Linked DNA regions of Homo sapiens: region 1 is linked to region 2. A link is an interaction called in ENCODE POLR2A ChIA-PET data of the cell type or tissue named here. Cell type or tissue: Caco-2. All regions are shown on one strand. Each heading gives the region's core, and the rest is flanking DNA. Links, peaks and the distances in the headings are about the cores only. Region 1 holds the start of LOC105370871 (a long non-coding RNA gene). Region 2 has its middle 92 kb from the start of PIAS1.

The links. ChIA-PET counts read pairs that join two places held together with the same protein. Peaks named below come from ENCODE experiments on the same cell type or tissue, not always from the same donor. Only the 100,000 strongest peaks of a DNase experiment are listed, where the experiment ranks them.
Region 1: POLR2A ChIA-PET joins it to region 2 with 8 read pairs; 2 of 35 experiments call an interaction of 5 or more read pairs at or near these places.

Annotation. Positions count from the first base shown.
Region 1 is chr15:68,185,343-68,188,260 of GRCh38, forward strand. It overlaps PIAS1 (protein inhibitor of activated STAT 1), which reads left to right. Exons shown (of 14, transcript NM_016166.3): 14 at 2,200-2,918. The coding sequence ends at 2,493. LOC105370871 (a long non-coding RNA gene) reads right to left here and starts at 2,204. Exons shown (of 2, transcript XR_932396.3): 1 at 1-2,204. In Caco-2, for the core only: no CTCF peak of the experiment used is centred there; no DNase peak of the experiment used is centred there.
Region 2 is chr15:67,960,585-67,963,502 of GRCh38, forward strand. No RefSeq gene overlaps it. Among named protein-coding and RNA genes, the nearest start is that of PIAS1, 92 kb to the right of the region's middle. RefSeq lists enhancers at 1,142-1,191, 2,393-2,562. In Caco-2, for the core only: no CTCF peak of the experiment used is centred there; DNase peaks (open chromatin) are centred at 1,437 and 1,547; H3K4me3 peaks cover 232 bases.

The sequences.
Region 1 (2,918 bases), core at 191-2,690, 220 kb after region 2:
ATCTAGAAGACACTGAAGAAGTTTGTTCATGACTTCAAAGAATCTGCTAAGGATGAAGAGGTTGCAGAAATGGACAAGGCTGTGGTTGACATGGCAAACAACTTTAACCTAGATGTAGATGAGGATGACATTGAGAAGCTCCTAGATGTGGTTCCTGAGGAATTGACTAATGAGCTGTTGGAACTGGAACAGGAACACGCAGCTGAAGAAGGTGCAAGAGAAAAGGAAACTGCAGGAGACAAAAAGGAAGAACCTCCAAGAAAATTCACAGTGAAAGGTTTAGCAGAAGCTTTTGCAGACCTCAACAAGCTCCTTAAAAAATTTAAAAACATGGGCCCTGGCTGGGCGCTGTGGCTTACACCTATAATCCCAGCACTTTGGGAGGCCAAAGCGGGTAGATCATGAGGTCAGGAGTTCGAGACCAGCCTGACCAACATGGTGAAACCCCGTCTCTACTAAAAATACAAAAATTAGCTGGGCGTGGTGCTACACGCCTGTAATCCCAGCTACTCGGGAGGCTGAGGCAGAAGAATCACTTGAACCTGGGAGGCGGAGGTTGCAGTGAGCCGAGATTGCGTGCACCACTCTACTCCAACCTGGGTGGCAGAGCGAGACTCCATCTCAAAAACAAAACAAACAAAAAAAACATGGGCCCTAACAATGAAAGGTTTTCATTAATAGAGAGGAATGTTTATGGTACATTATCTACTTACAAGCAAACCTATGATAAAAAAGAAACCAAGCCAAACACCATGGACATATTTCTGAAAAGAGTGACACCTCCTTAAGAAGAGCCTCAGGCAGGTCCTTCAGTGGGTGTTCCAGAAGATTGTTGTCATAGCAAATGACAGCTCCATGCATGCTATTTTCCCTGAAGACCATGCAGTGGGACAAGCTGTGCAGATGGAAGACAGTGACATCGATGACCCTGACCTCCCTGTGTAGGCCTAGGCTAATGTGTTGTGTGTGTCATTTTTAACAAAAAAGTTAAAAAGTAAAAAATATTTTAAAATGTTAAAAATAGAGACTTACAGAATAAGGATATAAAGAAGGAAATATTTTTGTTCAGCTGTACAATGTACTTGTGTTTTAAATTAAGTGTTACAAGAGTCAAAGTTTTAAAAAATCAGTTTATAAAGTAAAATTAGTTAGCTAATGTTAATTTATTATTGAAGAAAGAAAAATATTTTTAACACATTTAGTGTGGCCATAGTGTACAGTGTTTATAAAGTCTACAGTAGTGTACAATAATGTCCTAAGCCTCACATTCACTCACCATTCACTCACTGGCTCACCCAGAGCAACTTCCAGTACTGCAGGCTCCATTCATGGTAAGTGCCCTATACAGGTGTATCATTTTTTTATCTTTTATACCATATTTTTACTGTACCTTTTCTATGTTGAGATATACACATACTTAGCATTGTGTTACAGTTGCCTACGGCATTCAGCACAGTAACATGCTGTACAGGTTTGTAGCCTGGGAGCAGTAGGCCAGACCACACAGCCTAGGTGTGTAGCAGGCTCTACTGTCTAGGTTTGTGCAAGCACACTGTGATGTTTGCACAGCCACAAAACCGCCTAATGATGCATTTCTCAAAACACATCCGTGTCATTAAGCGACGCATGACTGTATTTAAAAGTATAATGTGTAGCCAAGAGAAAGATAAATTTCCTTGGAAAACTTAGAGTAATCATACCCATTATCATTATGGCTTTAAAATTTAAATAAAAATTCTAACTTTCAGTGGTGCCTGAGTGTATAATAAGAACAGTGTCTGTTGGTTTCCAGTACTGTTTTATAAAGAAACAGGGCAGTGAGTCATATTGACTGATAGATTTCTTGGCTAAGTATCTCCTTACTAGCAAGAGCATGGACTGTCTGCCCCTCCTGCTGCTTCTGAGCATATGCTTCTTGGGAAATAGAATTGGTAATTGCTTGCAATACAAACTAAAACAAAAAACAATAAAATTTATATTTTGTTTTTCCTCCAGTTTCAGATACAAAAATGTCTTCTCAAGATCAATGCTCCAGTCCTTACATAAGGCCATTTGATTTTGCAAAATGTCTTAGTAAATATTTCAGAAACCCTAGATACTCAGGCTATCTTAAATTTAGGGCTGTGTCCCGCTGAGGAGAAAATATATTAATTTGGAAGTATAATTAACATTTTTGTGTCTTTTGTTTCCCCTCCCTAGCATTACAACACCTCCTTGCTTGCCGCTGCAGCAGCAGCAGTTTCAGATGATCAAGACCTCCTACACTCGTCTCGGTTTTTCCCGTATACCTCCTCACAGATGTTTCTTGATCAGTTAAGTGCAGGAGGCAGTACTTCTCTGCCAACCACCAATGGAAGCAGTAGTGGCAGTAACAGCAGCCTGGTTTCTTCCAACAGCCTAAGGGAAAGCCATAGCCACACCGTCACAAACAGGAGCAGCACGGACACGGCATCCATCTTTGGCATCATACCAGACATTATTTCATTGGACTGATTCCCAGGCCCTGCTGCTCCCATCCCCACCCCAGATCGAATGAACTTGGCAGAAAGAAGAGAACTTTGTGCTCTGTTTTACCTTACTCTGTTTAGAAAAGTATACAAGCGTGTTTTTTTTCCTTTTTTTAGGGAAAAAATTAAAAGAAATGTACAGAGAACAAAACTATATTTTCAGTTTTACTTTTGTATATAAATCTAAGACTGCCTGTGTGATAAAACACTTGTTTAAAAAAAAAAAGGAAAGAAAAGAAAAAAGAAAAACAAGCACCCACAAACCACCTTCAGTTCATTTTTTTCTGGATTCTGAAGATTTTTCATTATTTGTCCTATGGTTTTGGTTTTATTTGACTTCGATGGCATTATTTTATTTGCAATAACAGAAAAGGAATTGCATGTATGAAGTTTTCAATCGTGGGCTTTTCT
Region 2 (2,918 bases), core at 95-2,594:
GATATAATAGCAAAAATGGAAAACTGAAATGTTAATAAGGGAATGTTTAAATAAACCATGCATGGTGCATGGTTAACCTAGGCAGTAGATAAAAAGAATGAGGTGGCTCTACAGACACTAACCTACAAAGATGTTCATCGTATATTAAGTGTAAAAAGCCTGTTGAAAAATTGGATAAACAGCATGAATCAATTTCTACACTTTTTTTAAAGTATGAAGAAATAGTGATTTATGGGTAGGTATGCAGGGATAAATACAGAGCAAATGGTTAACAGCAGTTTAATCTGAGAAGTGGAAAGTGGGGTCTTGTGAGACTTTGTATAGTTCTTTCTTTCTAAGCACAGTTGAGTTATGGGAGGTTTTGCTTTATGTGTTTTTCACTAACTTTCTAAAATATCTCAATGACAAAATATGGTACAATTGTAAGGACATTTGTGATAACTGATCGATCTGTTATATGCCTATTTTGCTTTAGGCACTGTACTAGAGTGATTCCACAAGCTAATTTTATCTTCATCACTCCCTATGCAATACATATTATTATTAGAACCATTTTGCAGGTGAAGAATATGAAACTTAAAGAGCTGAAGCTACTTGTACACAGACTCTGGCTGTGGTCATGGCTTATAGGCAATTTGAAGCAAAGATGTTGGCAATAATGTAACACCCAGGGTGCTATAAGGACTAGATTGAAAGTCTGCCATCTGAGGAACTCTCTTTAAAGCACATGAATAGTCCTTAAAAACTGGGTCTCAATACATCCTTCCCCAGCTGTGGTCAAGTCCCCCTTCTTTTGGCTTTTGATGTCCTGGCTTTGTAGGCTTGCTGTACTCTAGACAAGGAATGCAAATGAGTGTTGAATGAGAGTAGGGGTTTGAAGTCCCAAGCACTAGAAGGCAAATTTACCTTCCCCCACTTAATCCTGGGTAAGCAAAACTGAATGGTAGCCCAGGTATGTCAGCTGCCCTCATTCTCGGCAACACTTCCAACTCCTTTTCTGCCTCTTTCACAGGACAAATCTCCAGCTGCGAAGTCCCCAGAGACACCTTCCACAAAGCTGGCAGCCTTTGCCCAGGGCTGTGGCAATTACTCCAAATGTTGGGAGAGTCCAAACCTCCTCTTCTAACTTTGTGTATAGGGGATCTCTGTCTTCCATGCTGGGGGATGGGAGAAAGGGGTTGAGTCTGCATAGGGCTGAAGCTGCCAGCAAGAGCTGGGACCCAGGAGAGCAGGCGAGAAGGGAGGGGTCAGGGCAGCCAGAAAACTTGTGGTTCTGAAATGAATCTGCATGAGTCATTTGTTTAAAAAGGGCGGAGTTTCTGGAGCCCCCAGATAATCCTGGGGAATAGAGTAGACCAGAAAAGACAAAATACAATGAAAGGATCAAGGGACAGCTAAATGCCTGAGATAGGCCCTTGGCTTGTGCTTAAATGATCCGTGTAGGTGTGTGTGTGTGTGTGTGTGTGTGTGTGTGTGTGTGTGTGTGTTTAGTGAAGTCTGCCAAGCTCTCATGACTTGATTCAAGTATCAGGTCACCTGTCCCACCAATCAAATATCCTTATCTTTCGGTTGGAGAATCTTCCCTCCTCCCTGATTCCACTCCCCAGTGCAGGCTACCGTCCCAGCTTTGTTAGGGGATAGGCAAATTGCTCAAGATCATTCAGTCTCGCCTACCAAGTCAGGACTGCTTTCCTAGAGCAGTTAGCCCGCCTCAGCTCAGCTCAGGTGGCCTTTGGAAAATCCCTGGCTGTTACCAGATCACGGCCTTCAATTTTTTTTTTTTTAACTGCAACCCTTAGTAAGAAATACATGTTATATCATAACCCAGTTCATAGGTGTGCATGGCCACACATACACACAAACGGACACAGAAGTTTCAACAAACAGTACTTACTTAATACTTAGCCCAATTATCTGATTCTTTTCCATTCTATTCTTTAATTTTTCATTTAAAAAAAATGTTTGTAGGCCGGGTGAGGTGGCTCACGCCTGTAATCCCAGCACTTTGAGAGGCCAAGGTAGGTGGATCGCTTGAGCCCGGGAGTTTGAGATCAGCCTGGGCAACATGGTGAAACCCTGTTTCTACAAAAAAATACAAAAATTAGCCAGGTATGGCGGTGCGTGCTTGTAGTCCCAGCTCCCAGCTACTCAAGAAGCTGAGGTGGAAGGATTGCTTGAGCCCAGGAGGTTAAGGTTTTAGTGAGCCCTGATCACATCAGTGCACTCCAGCCTGGGCAACAGAGTGAGACTTTGTCTCAAACAAACAAACAAACAAACAAACAAAACGAACCAAACAAAAGTAACAACTTGCAATTCATTCAGTTAATTTCAATACCTATGGGTTAAGATGAGCGGATTGAAATACACATTCAAGCCTAATCTCTGAATTATGCAGAGATTTTGAGAATATTCCTTCATTAGCCACAGCCATGTGTGCCACACAGGAGAAACCAGGTTGACGGGCAAGTCGTGGTCCAAGGTCATCCATGGACCCTCATTGGTGAGAGATACTCCCTCACCAGAGAGTTGAGTGTATTGAGTCATATGATGAATGGGGCCACTGTAGTTTTAGAATAAAAATATGATTTATTTTCTTTCTTTCTTTCTTTTCTTTCTTTCTTTCTTTCTTTCTTTCTTTCTTTCTTTCTTTCTTTTTCTTTCTTTCTTCTTTCTTTCTTTCTTTCTTTTCTTTCTTTCTTTCTCTTTCTTTCTTCTTTCTTTCTTTCTTCCTTTTCTTTCTTTCTTCCTTTTCTTTCTTTCTTTCTTTCTTTCTTCTTTCTCTCTCTTTCTTTTTTTTCTTTTTATTTTTTTTGAGACAAAGTCTGGTTCTGTCACCTAGGCTGGAGTACAGTGGCACAATCACAGCTTAACTGCAGCCTCAACCCCTGGACTGAAGCGATCCTCCCATTTCAGCTTCC